Linked DNA regions of Mus musculus: regions 1 and 3 are each linked to region 2. Evidence: chromatin loops called from intact Hi-C (ENCODE). Cell type or tissue: left cerebral cortex. All regions are shown on one strand. Each heading gives the region's core, and the rest is flanking DNA. Links, peaks and the distances in the headings are about the cores only. Region 1 has its middle 62 kb from the start of Sorcs3. Region 2 overlaps Cfap58 (cilia and flagella associated protein 58). Region 3 overlaps Sorcs3 (sortilin-related VPS10 domain containing receptor 3).

Region 1 (6,007 bases), core at 527-5,526, 150 kb after region 2:
TAGTTCTTTGATTAAGGAAGAGGACTGGCTTCCATGCTACCAGAAGGCAATGTGCAAGTTTCTAAAGGAGGGAAGCAAGCAACAGTCCTACCCAGCTATCTTATCTACAAACCACAATGATCAGCACCACGGCGTGATAAGGCTAAGGGTTCCTTAGTGGCATGCAGAGCCTGGCAGTAACCAACAGCTCTTTAATTGGACTTAAGACCCACTCAACAAGAGGGAACCTGTGCCTGGTACTGGAAATCTGTCAGCTTCCCAGGGCCGGTGAAATCATGGGAGCTTGGAGAAGAACCTACAACCACCACCTGACGAAACCAGCACAATCCCTGACAACATTCAAAACATTTATCTTTATATGAGCAGATAAATGTAGTCTTCACCCCTCATCAAGGAAACTTCTGTTGGCAACAGATGGAGACCATTACAGAAAACTGTAACCAATCAAATACAGAGTTGTGGATCCCAGTCCTAGTGGCTACATCTACAAAGCAGCTCTTGAACCTAAGGCTCAGAGAGCATGGCAGAAGAGAGGGCAGAGAGACTGTAAGAGCCAGAATATCAGGTGGTTTGCCGTGAGATTGTGTCCTCTCCTGGTGTCAAAAGTTATGCCCATAAAATCTTACCATCATGACTGCCTAAACGTGAGATGAACAAGATCAATAGCCACAGAGGTGCCAAAGTGGATGTGCGAAAGGCTACAAGCACTCTTTAAGGATGGAGGTGAAGGGTGTGAAGAATGTGGGAGTTAGGTTTTTAAAAACAAGCCATTCTACAAGTGAATGGCTGAATCTGTTTTTGCAACAGATCCCAGAGATAAGGTATTGAAAAATCAGTGCCAGGGGCCGCAACTTACTTCGGCCATGACCACTATAGGGCACCACAGTGTGGATCTCAGAGCACCTGCTCAGATGCACTGATGTCGTAAAGATAGATGCCAATCTACCCTTTTTCACTTTGAGCCAGGGCCTCCAGTTCCCGATGCTCATCAGCCAGTCCTGTCTGCAATGAGCCTTGAAACACAGAGCCACCAGACACAAAGCTCTGGTCTGCAGATGCTCCTGTCTGTCACAGCTAACCTACTGGCACACTGAGCTGGGTGGGACTTCTGATCTCTGCTTGGAGCTGGTTGATGAAACTGATGTGTGCTGCAATGTCCCAGAGCTGGCAGGACCACGGTCAGATCACTCTTTGAACATGGCAACGTGAAGGATGGAGCTCATGTTTATTCTGTGGTTTCAAAGGCATCTATGCAATGGTTAAGAGCACAGAGACGTTAAATGTACAAAGGGCTTGGTGGAGACCGGATGAGATGGGCACAGTCAGGTCTCATTATCAGAGGAAAAACTGTATTCTTTTCCATGCTCAGATGCCTAGCTTAAAGGATCCCAAGGCATAGGTAAAATTCAGGAAGTCTCAATTTGTATTGAAATTTGGGAAGCATTGCCTTATGCTAACGACGTTTTTGTTAAGAATATGGTCTTCTTTTCATCACCAGATTGTCCCTTAAATTAGTTGAAGCCTGGAGGCCTTAAATTAAAAGCAAGAACTTACAATGTGGCAGATTGAATTTAGGTTCGTGTGCTGTGTATGAAATATAAGAGTGGCTTTTGAAAACATAATTTAAAATGAATAGTGGGTTCTGTATGCAAGGCAGCAGGCTCTTGAATGTCTGACTGCTTGAGTCAAAAGCCCGGTATTTTGAAAGGTAGATATCTCCACCCAGCCCCTGCCTCCTCCAGGTGAGCCTGCACTGGAAAAGCCACTTTGAAATATGTGCTAATGGCATGGCATTGGATAAGAGTCGGCTCCTAAATGTCTTCGTTGCTCACCCTGGCCAAGGTGTATCTAACTCCTTGGGGTCCAACTCCCTTTTCGGCTACTAACAAGCCAGGTGTCTGTGAAGGTGAGAACAGGGCACTCTAATACTCTGGGCTTCACATCCCAGTTCTTTTTGGCTGGGCCTGAGAATCTGTGGGCAACAACACTGAAGCTTTCTTTGGCTTTGTTCATACATAGTACATAATCCATGCTGTCTGGGCAAAGGGCAGCTCAGATCAGAGCCCCCCCCCTTCTTCACCCCAAGCACACAGAATGAGCCAGGACCTTTAAAAAGACTGATTCTTAGTACGTGGCTGGAACCCCATAGAAGTCTTTACATAATTGGTCTTGTGGTGATGCCTACGAACTACCTGATAGAATTATCCATGTTCAGTTTTATACTCTGCCTAATAACAGAGAAGAGCCAAGACTCACAGGGGACAGGGGCAAGGTCCCCAGGCTGGGGTGAAGATGGCAAACAAGCTGCATCTGAGTGGGAAGTGCCAGGACTGCAAACATTTACTGAAACTAAAGGCCGCCAGCTCCCCTGTTAACTCATTCATTCACGGATGCTGTAATAGGTTCAGGGCTATAAAGGCAAGATTAGGACTAATTCTCTTAATCCTAGACCCTCGACTTCCAACCCAGCTCCTCTCCCTTTGCAGTGCAGTTCCCAGCCTCTGCCTTCCAGTTCCCCTGGGTTGGGGTTGGGGGTAGGGGTGGGAGTGGGGGATGGGGGATGCCAACACCCCCACCATTCTGCCTCACCACTTGCAGCATTTTGTCATTGACATTTTCTCCAGTACATTTTTTTTGGTACGACAATGAGTGACATATGGGGGCCTCCTTGTCAGATACAAAGTATCTCAAATGTATCCTTGCTGCCATCTTGCCTGACTCATTCTGTGATTACACAAGTTTGGATGACTAGGCAAGGAATCAGGGCAGAAGCAATTACAGACACAACCAAGATCCCGTCTCTAACTCCCTTAGTCTCTCCCTCCCTTCTTCCCCTCCTCATGCTCTCTCCTTCCCTCCTTTCCTTTCTCTTTCCTTTCTCTTTCCTCTCCCCCTTTCTCCTCCTTATCCTCTCTCCTCCTTCTCTCCTCCTCTAACTCTCCTTTTAACTTTTTTTTCTTTTCTTTTTTTTTTTTTTTGCCTCTCCTGAGACAGGTTTTCCTGGTGCATCCCTGACTGGCCTCAAGCTTGCCGTCCTCCTCCCTCAGCCTCCCAGCTGCTGGCAATGCAGGCCTGTGTCAGCACACCTTTATAATAGATGTTTCTGTTTTTCTTTCCTTTTTCTAAAGCATCCAAAGGTCCTTATGTCTTTCACTCTATTCTGCCACACTGCAGTGGGATGGTCGGGCAAGAACCCATTTTAACCAGTGGAAATCTAAGACTTAGAGAAATTGAAGAGTAAGGATTTTAACCAGAAATCCTTCTCTGCAGGGGGTGGGTCTGTATCTGTCCTTAAGACTGGCACCTAGTACTTCAGACTCTCCTTGGCAGAGTCTGAGAGCTGCCTTCTAGGTTCCAGAGTTCAAAACAAGCATTCATTTCTCCAAGGCCTTTCTCTGCTGGCTGGCTAGATGTGAGCACAAGGGGGCACCAAAGGGTTTCTGTTCCTTCTCTGTGCTGGGTTTCTGGCTTTTTCTTCTGGCTTGTAAGGAAATTCACAATGAAAAGGAGACACTTGTGTGACTCAGGAGGAGGGAAGACCTTAGAGATAATAAATACTCCCTCCCCTTTAAAAAGGAGCTTCGTCACCCTGTGAATGTTGACCCTTTCCTTAAGACGCAAAGGAAAAAGGCAAACTAGGGTATGCCAGCAAGTCATACGCAGAGTGGAGACAGAACATCAAATCTGGACGATGCTCAGGAGGACCTCAGTGGAATGAAGATCATACAAGGAAAGAGTGTGTGTTCCCTTCCTTACACCATGGGCCATGGGGGGGGTGGGTCATCAATCTTACAGTATCCCAACAGTTGCTGTTGCAGAGCCCACAGAGACTGGGGTGGCAGAGAGAGAGAGAGAGAGAGAGAGAGAGAGAGAGAGAGAGAGAGAGAGAGAGAGAGAGAGAGAAGAGGAGAGGAGAGAGAGAGGAGAGAGAGAGGAGGGAGAGAGGAGGGAGAGAGGAGAGAGAGGAGAGAGAGAGGAGAGAAAGAGAGGAGAGAGAGGAGAAAGAGGAGAGAGAGGAGAGAGAGAGGAGAGAGAGAGGGGAGAGAGAGGAGAGAGAAAGGAGAGGACAGAGAGAGAGAGAGAGGAGAGAGAGAGAGGGGAGAGAGAGAGAGGAGAGAGGGAGGGATGAATGTAAGGTATGGGCTTAGCTAAGCTGGCTAACTACCAGTGGGTTTATACCAGTAGTATGAGATGGAAAATGACCCAGGTTTAGCTGCATGGTGCTAATGTTATTGGGAATAGTTGTTGGGTAGCACTGTGGGGTGATGGGGAGGGTTCCCACTCTTTTAGCTTTGGTGGAATTTCAGTAATATGAACTCTACTTGGAGAAGCCCAGTGGGCACCTGAACTTATACACTCGTGTTCTAGGGAGCAGCCAGGCCAGAGGTATAAATCTGATACTTCCATATTGGGAGGGTTTATCTTGGTTGCTGGTTTCGCAAGATGTATATACTCACCTTGAGAACAAAGACCATGTCAGATGTGTGAGAGGTTTTGTAGATTAGGCTGTGGTGGATAGACCCTAAATGTAGACCTATTCCATACCATAGCCTGGGGTTCGCAGGCCAAGTAAAATGGAAAACATAGGCTTAGCAGCAGCCTTCATCTCCTAAAGGAACCTGGTTGAAGATGCTGCCTGCCCAGCTGCTCCATGCTCCTGCCTGCAGGTTGTCCTTGCTGTGATAGACTGCGACCTTGAACTTTGAGCCCAAATAAACCCTCCTTTTCTTAAGTTGTCTGTCGGGTGTTTTGTCATAGCAAAGGATGTAACAGATGGGCGTGGTCTCTTAACCCTTGTCAGCCCTCTATTTCAGATGTTATCCTTCCCAGCTCACAGATTGCAAGAGTAAGGCTAAGAGAGGAGCAGGTGACATCATTTCAAAGTAGTAGAACTGGGGATTAACTTGGGTCTGTGTGGTCCAGGTATCTATCTCTAAGCTGCCTCTCTGTTTCTTCCCTGACCCAACTCCATTGCAGAGAAAGAAGGCTGGGCTCACTCAGAGCCCCCTCAGGCATCTGCTTGGTATGGATCAGTTGAGGTGTCTGAGCCCTCCTTCCTTCCATGATCCCTCACAGATTACCTTCCATGTGCCCCTGCTAGAAACTGCTCTAACCAAATAAGCCCCATTTTCCCAACTAAACAGTGGATTCTTAGGGATGGAAAAAAATTATACACTTCTATCAGTTCATGTAGGTTCCATACAACATGTGGTGGAGGCTCAGAGAACAAGAGTCTGGGGGATGCTTCCTTGGTCCTTCCTCACAGCGCTAGCCAGGACCCTTTTCTGTCCACTTCTAGAATAATCAAGTATGAGAGCAAGAAGTCAGGGTCTGAACCCGATTCATTTTGGACAGCCCATGGGGCAGATGTAGAACATGAGGGTCACTTGTCTCTGGCAAACTTGAAGTCCAAGGATGGAGCTGATCTTGGAACCCAGGCAGATACAAAGAGCATTGTACCTTTAGAATGACAGGACGCGGAACATCGGAGGCCTGAGAACAGGAAGTTCAGGAGTACACCTAGCTCTGTGTCTTGTATTTGTAGGGGACCTTCAGCGCTTCAAGGCAGTGGAATTGCTCTATTTCAGACTGAAGAATTCTGTAAAGAAAGTCAGGGGCCAGGCAAGGTTAGTGGGGCATTAAAGCAGCCTCGCTGCAAATCCTACGTGAGGGGCAGGGAGACTTTGGACTTTCTTGAGCTTATCTCACGGGAACCTGATTCTCTGTCCTTGGTGGATGTCCTCCGTTCTGCTGGTCTGGGGCTCACGTTCAGGGTAAGAGATATAATCAAAGCCCCTGGTGGACATGGGCTTTGAATACTCCTAGAGCAATAAGTTAGTTTAATCATGTAGGTTGGTGGCACAGGCCTGACTCCAGCATCGGAAATTATAGTCTAAGCTTCTTGCCTCCTCTCCTGGGGCTGCTACAGGCTCCCATTGGTGTTTTTCATCTGCTGAGGTACGGTTAGAACAACCACAGCTAGAGATTGTGCTTTGATGATACTGAG
Region 2 (6,007 bases), core at 309-5,308:
GCCATGGAAATAGCCTCTTTGTTCCTCTTCTGTGCCCAGAGTGGTACAGCTTCCTAACCTGGTGCTAACGTGCATCTACCTGGGAGGTGGAGTGAAAGTCTTGCACCTGCTTTCCATCACATGACTTTATCCCATATGCTAGCACGTAGATCTTGGAAATTTCCAACTCCTTGTCGATTTCTATTTTTTTTTTTAAATGAAGGAGGTAGTTGAAAGTATCCAGTTGCTAGATTAACTCAAAGTGTCAATGTGGCTGAAAGCAAAGCTTTGGCTCCAAGTCCGGAGGACAAACGATCCACTTACACCCGTAGCTCTTCTCTGAGTAGAGTGCACACAGCTACTGAAGGAACATTAGAGCTATTCAGGTTGGTGGTTCCATTTCATTGCTAACCACCATAGCCCTGCTCTCCTACCTCCTGTTCGCAGATGCCCCACCGTGGAACCCTTCCCCGTGGTATGCTGTGTTGAACCTTCCGGTTGACAATGACTAGAGGGGCATTCCAAGGCTGAGTGGATTCAGGAAGCTATTCCTATGGAAACTGGAGATGGGAGGGAAAGCCCAGAGAACCATAATGAAAACCACAGCCTTGGCAGCAGGGCACATCTCCAATCCAGCTTAGACTCTCCCCAGCCATTGCAATTGGCTTCTCGGCTCCCGGGTTCTCCTGTCTGTAAAAGGGGAAGGCTGACGTGGTCTCACTGCTGTCATGTGATGTAAAATGTGATATCACACGGAAAGCACCAAGCATCACGCATGGTTGCATGATGACTAGGACCGTTCTTTCTGATGGAACAAACACGCTCACTTTCCATCAGTGAATCAGAGCTGCGGTGACGACTGTGGGAGACAGTGGTCTGCCCTGGGGAGCTTTGTGGCTGTGTCGTTTGCTATGCCTCTTCTCTTTGGATTTAATTCTCTATGTACTAGGTCTTCATGCGGGAAAGGCATTTGAATCAAAGAATCATTATTTGCACACGGACCATGGTGCTTTGAAACTGATGCTATCTTCCCGCTGTTCTCCTGGGACAGGCCAGCGACCCTAGCACCTTCGAGCTGATCCAGAAAATCCACACCCTGCAGAAGCGACTCATCAGCAAGACGGAAGAGGTGGTGGAAAAAGAGCTGCTTCTTCAGGTAACAGTCTCTGGGCCTGGGCTCCCCGGGCAAGCATGGCGGTCTCCAGGAGCCTTAGAATTGGTGACTTGTAGTGTTGCAAGCCCCGTCTTAAACTGTAGATGGCAACAGCGACTCACACACGGAGAACAAACAGCCTAACGAATTGTTCTTTTACTCTGCGATCACCGATATTTCAAGAATCCCAGGAAATTAAGTTCAAGGCTAGACTTACCGCAGTCGGGTAACGTGAACTTTTTTTTTTTTTCTTCCCCTCACTTTTCCTACGGTTCTATTTGTCAAATTATTTTAACTGCTTTTCTCCCTATCTTCATGTGCTGTGAAGTGCTGTGATTTCAATCTTGAAAACAGCTTTCGTATAGTGCACTCATGATCTGTCCACGGGAGGATCTGTGGGAGCGAAATGGAGAGACGTGTTTGAGGATGTGGGGGTGGGTAGGCACTGAGATGAGGTATGGGCACACGAGGGCACAGTCATGGGAAGGCTAGAGGCGGATGCTGGGCATCTTATAGGCACCCATCATAGTCTCCACAAGCAGGTTTTCTCAGTAAATCTTAATCGAGCCTCTCTGACTAGACCAGCTGGCCTATAAGCCCCCAGTATCAGCTCACTTTAACCCTCCCAGTGCCGGGTTGCAGGCATGCATAGCCTTGCCTGGGTTTTACATGGGTACCGAGGAGTCAAACCTAGGTCCTCACACTTGGGTGGGAAGAGATCTTACCCACTGAGCTATCATCTCCCCATGCTAGCTTTGAGAACTCTGGGAAGCAAATCCCGCCATTTAATCAGTCACTGCTGTAGCTGGGGCCTGGGAATTCAAGAAGGAGGCCAGGCTGGCACCAGGTGGCCTGAATTGGCTTTCTGCTTCGGCTGGCTTGCAGCTATTTGATTCTGAGTTCTCTGCACCTGAGGTTCTCAGTCTACGTTAAAGACAACAATGGAACGCATGAAAATTCATGGTTGGAGGCATTGAAAGACCTCAGCATTTCACTCAGTCCACAGGACGTATCTATTCCACAGCCTGCCACATTAACTATTGGGTGACCATTAGTGGGGGTAGGAACTTCCACTCATGTGCAAGAGGAGCCTTACCCCCCCTCTTCTACTCTGTGTTTGACCTTAGACATGTTTTCCCTAATGATGGCTGGACAGTGTACCACAGAGCAACGCAGACATCCCCGCCTGTAGTAGGCATTGCATTTTCCTCCTCTCTCAGAGATGAGCAGGATGGCAGGAAGGCAGGTTTTGGAGTGAGGAAGCACTCGTCATCAATAGTTGATGGTTCAATAGTTGGGGGAGAATCACAGACTTTTTTTTTTTTTTTCAAACATTGGTTTCTCTTTCTATAAAGCAGAGATAGCATTGTCACTCCTCATTAAGGGGACTTACCTAACCTGGTGGGTCTTGCAAAGGTAGCCAGTTAGAGCACAGGCACTAGGGACTCACCCGAGTGTGAAATGTGATTTTAAAATGTCATTATAGTGCGCCATCCCAAGGCCAGGCAGCTGGGAGCGAAGGCCTGGGACTCGAGCTCGCAGAACCCATAAGTGTGGGTTGGCCTCACTCTCTTGTCACTGGTGCTATTTTGGTACTGGTGCCACTTTGTAAAATATAAAGAGAATCAAACCTTATGTTGTATCAAAACTCAGTTTTTAAAAAATCATTTATTTTGTATTTTTTAGAGAGTTTGTCCTATATTGTATTTGGTGCCATAACTAAGAAAATGTGTATACGTGTGTACCTGTGTGTATTTATGTGCACCACATGAGTTCAGGAACCTGTGGGGACCAGAAGGCTCTGATCCCCCAGAACTGGAGTTACAGGCAGCTGTTAGCCCCCTGACGTGGCAGCTGGGAACCAACCCTTGGTCCTCTGCAAGAGCAGTAGGTGTTTCTAACTACTGAGCAATCTCTCCAGCTCCAGGCATTTATCTTTGTTATTTCTTTCCTTCTCACGCTTTGGGTTTTCCTGTTCTTCTCCCCTCCCCTCCCCTCCCCCTCCCCTCCCCTCCCCCTCCCCTCCTCTCCCCTCCCCCTTCCCCTCCCCCCTCCCCCTCCCCCCTCCCCCTCCCCCTCCCCTCCCCCTTCCCCTCCCCCCTCCCCTCCCTTCTTCTTCTCTCTCTTCTTCTCTCTCCTCTCTTTTCGTTTCACCTCCTTTCTTTCTCGGTGTTGAGGACTGAACCGTGCGTATCTGAGAAAAGAATCCTGTCACTGAACTACCCACAGCCCCTTCATTTTCTAATACAAGCATCTGAGCCCATGAAGTATGTTTTAAGTAACACTTGGGTTGCTCCCCACGGGTCTTGCTACGCACGGTGCTTCTATTTAGTTGCAGAGCTTGTCTTCTTTAAGAATTACTCCTCCATGGAGAAGAAGTCAGAAGGATCCCCACTTCTCCTCTCAGGAGGATGAAAGTGGACTCTGAAGGGCTTCAGATTCCATGCATATCTGGGTTAAACGTTCCTTCGGATCTTTTCCTTTTCACTGAGGACTGCAGTAGATATACTCTTTAGAATCCAATACTGGCTTTGAGCATAAGCGATCTTGTAGAATTAACTGATCCCTGGGGTTAGAAAAAGATACAAGCGTTTTATATGCTCTAAACCCACAGAGATCCACCTGCCTCTGCCATCCACTTCTGCCTCTCCAGTGCTGGGATTAAAGGTGCACGCTGTCTTGCCCAGTTTGACGGCTTACTATTGTGTTATTTATTTATTTATTTTTAGCTTCCAATACATTTTTGGTATGATCATGAGGTGAGCAAAAGGGTAGAATTTTCATTCTTCTCTGGGGGAATTATTTCTTCAATATTATATGGAAACTCTCACAAGAATGCTAAAAATTCATCTAGTATTAATATAGCTCTATCAGCAGCGTTCTTTAAAATGATATATTTATATTTTTGAATTTTGGGGTTTCTTTGTATTTTGGGAAAATCCCTTGTTTTTTAAAAAAAAATCTGGCCCTGTTTATGTTTTGGCTAATGCTCTTTTTCATCAGTCAGTCAGTCTGTCTGTGTGCATGTGCGTGTATGGATCATGTATATCGGACTGCAGACAAGCATTCTATAACGTTGTATGGCAGTCACAGGACAGTAGGGAGTTTTCTCCTCCTACCGTAGGATCCACAGTGGATCTCGGGTCATTTGTTTGGGGATCTATGCACCTAAATCTGTTTCCGTTGGGTTCCCTAGGCCATGTTGCTTGCTTAGAGTGTTATCTTTATGCCAAGCTCCTAACTTGGGGCTCTTTGGACCATTTAACACACGTTGGGATCCTAGACATGTGACAGGAGGTTGGTAGATCTCCATTCCCAGAGGAACTATATTTTTTTCCAAGGAGAGCTCAAGAGATATGGATTTCCCAGTGGGTTTCCTGGCTAAGGTGGGGAATTTATTTCTATCTTTTTGCTTTTTTTGTGACTCTTATATGAAGGGGGTCTCAGTCACGACTTTCCAGTTTACACAAACCCAGACCCTCACCCCTGTCCTCCTGTGGCCTCTCAATTCCAGGCCTCTTAGTGAGTGTCCCCTCGAGGAATGACTGCCATATGTCACTGCTCACTCCTTCAAACACAGTTTACCTTTGGATTTTGACATTTGAGCAAACCACAGACAGACTGCTTTGTGGTAAAAATATGGGCTACTTTGTTTATAGAGTATCTAATGTTTTATAAACACCAGAGGTCAATATGTCAGATTATTTTTGGTATGTAGTTTGATATCTGGTCGTCAATAGGAACTGTGTTGGTTTGAGTGAGAAATGTCCCCCCAGAGGCTCAGGCATGTGAACACTTGGCTTTCAGTTGGCAGCACTGTTAGGAGCGAGAGGTTTAAGAGGCACAGCCTTGCCGGAGGAAGTATGTCACAGGAGGCGGGCTTTGAGAGCCCGCAGCTTCATCCCACTTCCGGTTTTCTTTCTCCACTCTGTGTTTGCAGGTGAAGATGCGATCTTCCTGTTCCCTGAGCCTGTCTCCAAGCCTGTTTCTTGCCTGACATGCCTGCCAGTCATTATAGACTCTTATCCTTCTAGAGCTATAAGCCCAAATAAACTCTTCCTTCTTTAAGTTGGTCATGGTCATAGCCAACAGAAAACTAATATAAAAGTTTCAACTCTTCTCTTCCCCATCTGTAAATCTGAAGCAATAATAATAATTGTCTACATCCAAGTTGAGAAGAGCATTCAGTTATCATTAACAATGACATCATTAACATTGATAATTTTATTAATAATACTGCTGTCTGTCAGCAAGCAGTTCTTATAGATTTTCAAAGTCTCACTTTTTTTTTTGAGAAATCCCTTATTTAGTCTTTTATGATTGGCTGCTATAAAGTTCCTCTTAGCAGTCATGTATCCACAGACGACAAGCCGTGATACGCTGGCAAAGCAGGAAGTGCTCCAAGGATTGGCCATTCTCTTAGCTTTATGTGTTTCATTAACCGATTAGAAAAGTTCTCAGCACTTACAGGAGAAATTCTTTACAATTTCGAAGATTTGTGGTTGCGCTTTTTTTTTGAGTCCCAGAATAACTTTTAGGTGATTTTTTTTTTTTTTTTCTGTGTCATGGCATAGAGAGGCTCCACAACTTCTAAGCAGCAGATAAAATGGAAGATGTTTTCCCTCCAGCTAGACTGAAGAGTTCCTTAAGAAAGGCACTTCCTATTCGTCTCCCTGGCTTCTCTTCCTGCTAAGGACTCTTTACACACAGACGTTTTTAGTCATTTGCCCACAGACATTTTTAGTCATTTGCCTGTTGCTCTTATAAAATGCCACAATGTTGCTCTTATAAGATGGGACAATGTTGCTCTTATAAAAGTCTACAACCAAAGCAACTTAAGGGAGAAAGGGTTTCTTTTGTTGTTGTTTTCTTTTT
Region 3 (6,007 bases), core at 276-5,275, 390 kb after region 2:
CCTTTGTTGCCTGACTCCCATGCTTGCTCAGCCCATGGATCGTGATCACTGGGCCCCCGTGGGCACTCCTGCTCATCTTAGGTGTGTTCTGTTTCTCCTTCAAGGCGAGGAGCCCAGGAGGTTAAGGTCCATCCCGTGTCCTGACAGTATCATCTTCCATCAGGTGAAGGCACTGCCTTACCCAGGCATGCCTGAGCTACCCGGTGGTGGATATCAGTGTAGGAGAAAGCTGAAAGGTGAGTCACTGCAGGAGCACAAGGAGGTAGCTCAAAGTCTGTGTCATGTCATATTGAGTAGGATCCTGGTCAAATCGCACTTCGTGTCACTTGGGATTCTGTTAGTTAGAGACCACTAGAGAAGTTTCCCAATGCTAACAAGGCCAGCCCTTGGGTCTGCTGAGCAATGGGTGTGTGGTACACCGAGCCCTGGCAGTGAGGCTAGGCCTCTTACCCTAGAGGTGCCTCAGCCCTCATCCCATGTTTGTATCACTAGTGTTTTCGGAAGGTTGTCTACCCTGCCCCTGTGCATTAATTTCTGGAGGGACCCAGAAGTTTCTGATTAATTGAATTGCTGGGCTTCTGTAAAAAAAGACAGACTACCCAGGATGCCATCTTTATCTCTGGCTTTCTTTGCAGGCACTGTGCAGTGGGGTGGTGTAGCTCAGGCCTATGTAAAGGAAGTACCCTTGGTACTACCCACACCTTAGTAGAGCCTTGAGGAACGACACGTGGCCCAGGCCCAGTTGCAGAGAACACAGCTGCCAGAGTTAGAGGCAAGACCTGGGCTCTAGCCTAGGCACACAGCTGCCTTCTTGCCCAGACTTTAAGGTCCTTGTGTGCTTAGCTCTATCTCTGTTGTGGAGTAGCATGTATCCTGCTTCACAAGCCCAAAATAAGTTGGCTCTGTCTTGAACTTCAGCTAGCCTCAGTATCTTCAGCTCCCTGAAATCAGGTGGGCAGAACTTTGAAGGGTCCACATTTCCAAGCATGCTCCAGGCAAGACCTAGCCAAGGGGAAGAATTGCTCTGTACCAGGAGTTTCCTCTTCAGTAAGTAAAGTGTGGCTTCTAGGTGAGGGGCTATGCTCACCCTGTCTGTGTGCAGCTTCCAGCAGCAGCGCTCAGGACTTTTCCTTCCTCCACTTCTTCTCTTTCTTTCCTTCTTCCTTTGAAGGAGGAAGCAAGGGCAGACAAAAGGGCACTGAAGATGATGGGCATCTTGCCTGTGGAACCCAGCTCTGCTTGACCCCGATGCCCACGCCATTCTTCATGCTAAGTCTTGCACTCTGTGAGGTTCTTTCTACCCCCTAAAGCTTGCCTTGAGCTTTCCAGTCCATAATACCCTTGGTGCCTCCCCTTCCTGTTTCCATTGACATTTTTCATTTCATTGATTAGGGCATCTGTTGTACTATCTTGAGTAATTCAGCATATTTGGAGAATTTAGGTTGCTCTGTCTACCCGGACATATACACAGTGTTTACACAGTTTCACTTGTGTGTTCATGGACACTTAGGATGTCTACTGTATTGGTTGTCCACACATGGCTGTCCTATGTCTTCCTCCACCCCATGTATTTATGTTACTGTGCTTAGATATAAACAGGACCTATTCTTTCAGCCCATTCTTATCTAGCCAGCAATGAGCATCTGATCTAAATGAAGTCTACAGGGAATCTCTTTCTGGGTCTAGGAGATTGGGAGTTAGCACAATACCCTGGTGAGCAAGCCATCTGCTACATATAGGCAGCACCCAAGGATTTCCCTGTTGACCTGGATGGTAGATGAAGGTAAAGTTTTCTCTCAAACTGCAGAAAGCTGGGCCTTCAACTCCAGTCCCTGTGATTGTCCCATCCAAAGTCACAATGGTTGCCTTATCTTTGAATCCTATATGACCTCTTGCCTGTATGGACTCGAATCCATGCATCCCTATACTCTCTGGCTTATGTTGGTCTCTGAGGCTCTTGTCATCTACAGAAAGAGCCTAACTCAAGATGCCTTTGATACCCACCAGTGTGATGTAGTGATAGTTCTCACCTTGACCAATGATGAGTGTTCATTTGGAATTTTACTGAGGTTTGAACATTGAACAACCCTGGCTTCCAAGTTGTGATTCAGGAGCCATCACGATATCAGTCTGCCTTAGTCAGTCAGGTGTTCACAGCTCAAGAGACGATGCTTTTCACTGGTTGTTGTTTACACAGTTGCTTTGGGTGATATGCTTAAAACAAAAGGAAATAAAACTAAATCTGAATTTAGTGTCTGTGTAGAAATATACACCAAAGCTGGGGATAAAATTAGTGAAAACTGGAAAGGTTAGTAGCTTTGGGATAATTATTGATAGAGATGTGATTGGTAAGACAGCTAGGGGAACACACTTGTTATAGTTAAGATTTGTGGATCTGCAAGACTCTGACTTGATAATTTCAAAGTACTGTACTTCTTGTTGGCTTATAGAATGCAGATTGCTTAGCTAGCCAGGCCTCCAGTACCTTCAATCAATTCATGAGCAGTGGCAACTAGAATCTGCATTTAAACATAATTTAGAAAAAGATTTATTTCTGAAGTGGTTCATAAACTATATCAAGGGATGCTTACCACAGCATTCTTCTAAGCCATCTGCTTGTTTGTCATCCATTTCTCTGTTATCTATCTATCTATCTATCTATCTATCCATCTACTCTATTGAACTATCATCAATCCACCTATCTACATATCTACTTATTTTCCTCTCATACATATCTCTCTGCACCCACTGTCTCTTTCTCTTCCTGACTCTCCTTCACCTGCCCACATTCTCATGTTTGTTCACCTCTCTGAGTAAGTGCCCCACAGCTCCTCCTTTATATCGGCAGCACCTAAAAAATGTTGGCACATTTTAAATCCCTTGAAAATGCTTGCTGCTTGACTACTCCTTTGGTAATTTTGGGCTTAGGTTTTTTCTTGGCACTGAATTGCACCCCATACTCCCCACATCAGTACACTGGAGAGTGGACAGCAGGTGTGTCCCATATCCACCCCCTACTCATGTGGAGCCTACTCTTTTGAGTCAAAGCTCTAAATTTAGGAGAAAAACTAGCCCCCTCCAGGCCTGTCAGGTTAGGTAGTCAGGAGGAAGAAGAAACTATGATTCCAACCCCAAGGGATTCAGGTTTTAGAAGCATGGAAAAGCAGGCAGGGAGCCCGAAATGTCAGGGCCCTCCTCCCCAGGGAGCTGAGGTTGCCTAGGCCATGGTTTCTTGTGTCTTCCTTAAGTGCTGTGTTTAGAATAGGATGTTGCCTTGAGTTTGAATCTGTGGTCCTTGAGGATTTTGTTGGGTTCACTTTGAAGTTGGCCTTGAGATTCCAGGTGAAGTTCTCGCAGGTACCTCAGCTGCCATGGTAACTTCATTGGTGCTGAAAATGTGGAGTTAATTGATAGCTTCTAATCAAGAAGGAGGTGAAATTTGAAACCGTGGGAAGAATCAGTCTGATCGTTTGAAGCAAGAATATATTATGAGTTGCTATTTACATATCATGAGATTTTCCTTACTTAATTCTTTTAGGTTCTGTTTCATACCTGAAAGAAAAGGGAGTAGCGATGTCACACATCATCAGACAGCTGCAGGTTTAAATGAGATAATCGGTGACTTCTAGCTTACTGCCACTATTATTATTATTATTATTATTATTATTATTATTATTATTATTATTAGCTAGAATCTTATGCATGTTTACATATAAGCAAATGTTTGTAGACATCCATTATTACCAGACAGGGTTATATTTGTTTATTTACCAATGGAAAAAAATCAAGAAACTCAAAACTTCTGTCAGATATCTCAGGATATTGTGAGAAAATACACATTTATGTTATACTGCGAGAGGAAGTTACAGTGTTAGAGTACCCTGATTCTCACACAAAGGAACAAGAGAATCTCTGACAAGAAGTGGGATGGTCTTGTTGGAAGAAGTAATTTTAATTTGGGGCTTAAAAGGTTGGGGGCAATTTTTCCAGTGTGACAGGAACATGAGTAGGGCTGAAATAAAAAGAACAATTTATTAGGTAGCTTGACAGAAAATGTTCGAAGTTAATGACTTGAACTCCGTCTTGATCTTGTGACTTAAATAGCAATATCAAGAGTACAGATGCCCTTAATATTTCCCCTGTGGCTTTACAGCATTGGTGGTACTCTCTGGTCTTCTATTGTACTCTTTTAGATTTTAATGCCTCCCTATACTCTTTATTGAGGCAGCCACAAAGATGTCATCTGGTTTCAAAGGGAAGGATGTTCCTACTACCCGCTCCCAGTACAAGATGTGTTGAGGTCAAATTTATAAGATACCTTACTACTAATAAAGTTCTTTCTATTTTCTTAGTGTACTGGAAACTCTTAGAATGGTAATAAAGTATGTGCCACCCCCCCCCCCCCCAAAGGATAGGGGCATAGGATGGGAGACACCAGGGAATATGGTGAGCCACAGATGTCACGATCAGTGTGGGTTAGGGTGATGAGGATTGTGTTACTGCGGGAACAGAGGATGTCTGGGTACTGGCAGGCAGTGTGTGGTGTGGAGATGTGCCTATGTACACATTTTTGGGGTCAAGTGGGGTGATGTTGTTTGTCTTCTATGTGCATATTGGTAAAGCCAAGGAAACCTGAACAGGTGAAGATCAAATCTGCTGCCACCATGCCTCTGTGAGGCAGAGAGGTCCCAGGGTTCTAAAGCAAGCGGTTCATTGTAGATGCCCTTCCAACACAGCAGAGCTCTGCCATGAGGTCTCCTACATTCACCCAGGACGATCAGGCGTTACCAGGCAGAGACAGTGCTCTTAGGCCTTTCTTTTCTCTTCTGTTTTGGCATAGGAGGTAGCACTGAACCTCAAGGTTTGGAGGAATTGCTAATGATTTTTAGTACAGTAAGAGCCTTTGGTGGGGGAAAATAAAGCATGGGTTTGGATATCACCAACCGACCTACTTCTTACCTGTCCATCCTTCACATGGCAGAGGGTCTCTGTGAAGGAAGAAACATGTCTAACCTATCAAAGCTTTGGAGCCAAGCTGGGTACATAGTAGATGTCCAAGCTTGTTTGAGTGAAGTAACCTAAACAAAGGTCACTTATTCTCAAGGTGAAGGGAAGATGTCCTGAATTCCTTGGGGGGTACTCTGTCAGCCTGGCACAAGGCTCAGTGTCATTGTTTCCCTTTGAACTTAGCCCTTCATTTTGTCTCCACATCTGATCGTCTCCTTCCTCCGAAGCAGGATTTTGACCTGTCCTCTCCTCTGCTTCCGCACCTAGTGGTGCGGAATAGATCTGAGATGCGCTCTTAGATCTGAGGTGTCTGTAATTTGAAGCACACCTTGTGAGCTTTGCATCATAGAGGGAGTTGGTCGGAACCCTGTGTCAACATGAAGGAAGGCCTGATTTTGTTTTCTCTCTTTTCTTCTTCTTCTTAAGTATCCCTGGTATGAGCTCTTGCTGTAGCTAAGATACATGAAGAACCTATTTCTTCAGAGATATTTTGTAGAAGATAGATTCTCAGGACTGTGACCATGGATTCTTGGAGAAGGAAAGGACAAGGAGATAGGATCAAATATATGATAGTGAATCAATACAGATAGATTATGTGTCCTAGTCTACACGAGAGAGGGCTACTAAATCTCATGCTCTAAGCTGCTTGAGGTTCCTCCTCTCTTTTAGGAGTTATATAAAGACAAGGCTCAGGCCTACATTATTTTAGCAGTCTAGATAAGTTTCTTGGCCTGGCAGCTAGCAGAATGCTGGCTTCCATAGGAGATGGAAAAGGACAGGTCTTCACAAGATCTAGCACTGCCTATGATGACACTAAATTTGTCTTCCTCTAATGTAAGGGATTTTAAAACACTTCAGCAGTTGAATGGATGTTCTTCCTTCTGAGGTACATGGTATCTAAGTGCTGGTCTAAGAACCTAGACAGACTGAGATCTCTATGATACTCTGTGTTCCAATGTGAGTGGGATGGTCCTTTAGCTGCCCAGTCTTGGGATGATGC

The links. Hi-C counts contacts between places; a loop is a spot of excess contacts. Peaks named below come from ENCODE experiments on the same cell type or tissue, not always from the same donor. Only the 100,000 strongest peaks of a DNase experiment are listed, where the experiment ranks them.
Region 1: a loop joins it to region 2, with 2.2 times the contacts of the local background. A loop is called at or near these places in 2 of 42 quality-filtered maps.
Region 3: a loop joins it to region 2, with 2.4 times the contacts of the local background. A loop is called at or near these places in 7 of 42 quality-filtered maps.

The regions. Positions count from the first base shown.
Region 1 is chr19:48,140,914-48,146,920 of GRCm38, forward strand. No RefSeq gene overlaps it. Among named protein-coding and RNA genes, the nearest start is that of Sorcs3, 62 kb to the right of the region's middle. In left cerebral cortex, for the core only: a CTCF peak has its summit at 3,420 (motif pointing right); DNase peaks (open chromatin) are centred at 2,718 and 3,430.
Region 2 is chr19:47,987,435-47,993,441 of GRCm38, forward strand. It overlaps Cfap58 (cilia and flagella associated protein 58), which reads left to right. Exons shown (of 18, transcript NM_001163267.1): 15 at 1,031-1,135. Among named protein-coding and RNA genes, the nearest start is that of Cfap58, 53 kb to the left of the region's middle. In left cerebral cortex, for the core only: a CTCF peak has its summit at 1,229; DNase peaks (open chromatin) are centred at 1,236 and 2,675.
Region 3 is chr19:48,378,421-48,384,427 of GRCm38, forward strand. All of the region lies in intron 1 of Sorcs3 (sortilin-related VPS10 domain containing receptor 3), which reads left to right. Among named protein-coding and RNA genes, the nearest start is that of Sorcs3, 180 kb to the left of the region's middle. In left cerebral cortex, for the core only: no CTCF peak of the experiment used is centred there; a DNase peak (open chromatin) is centred at 2,974.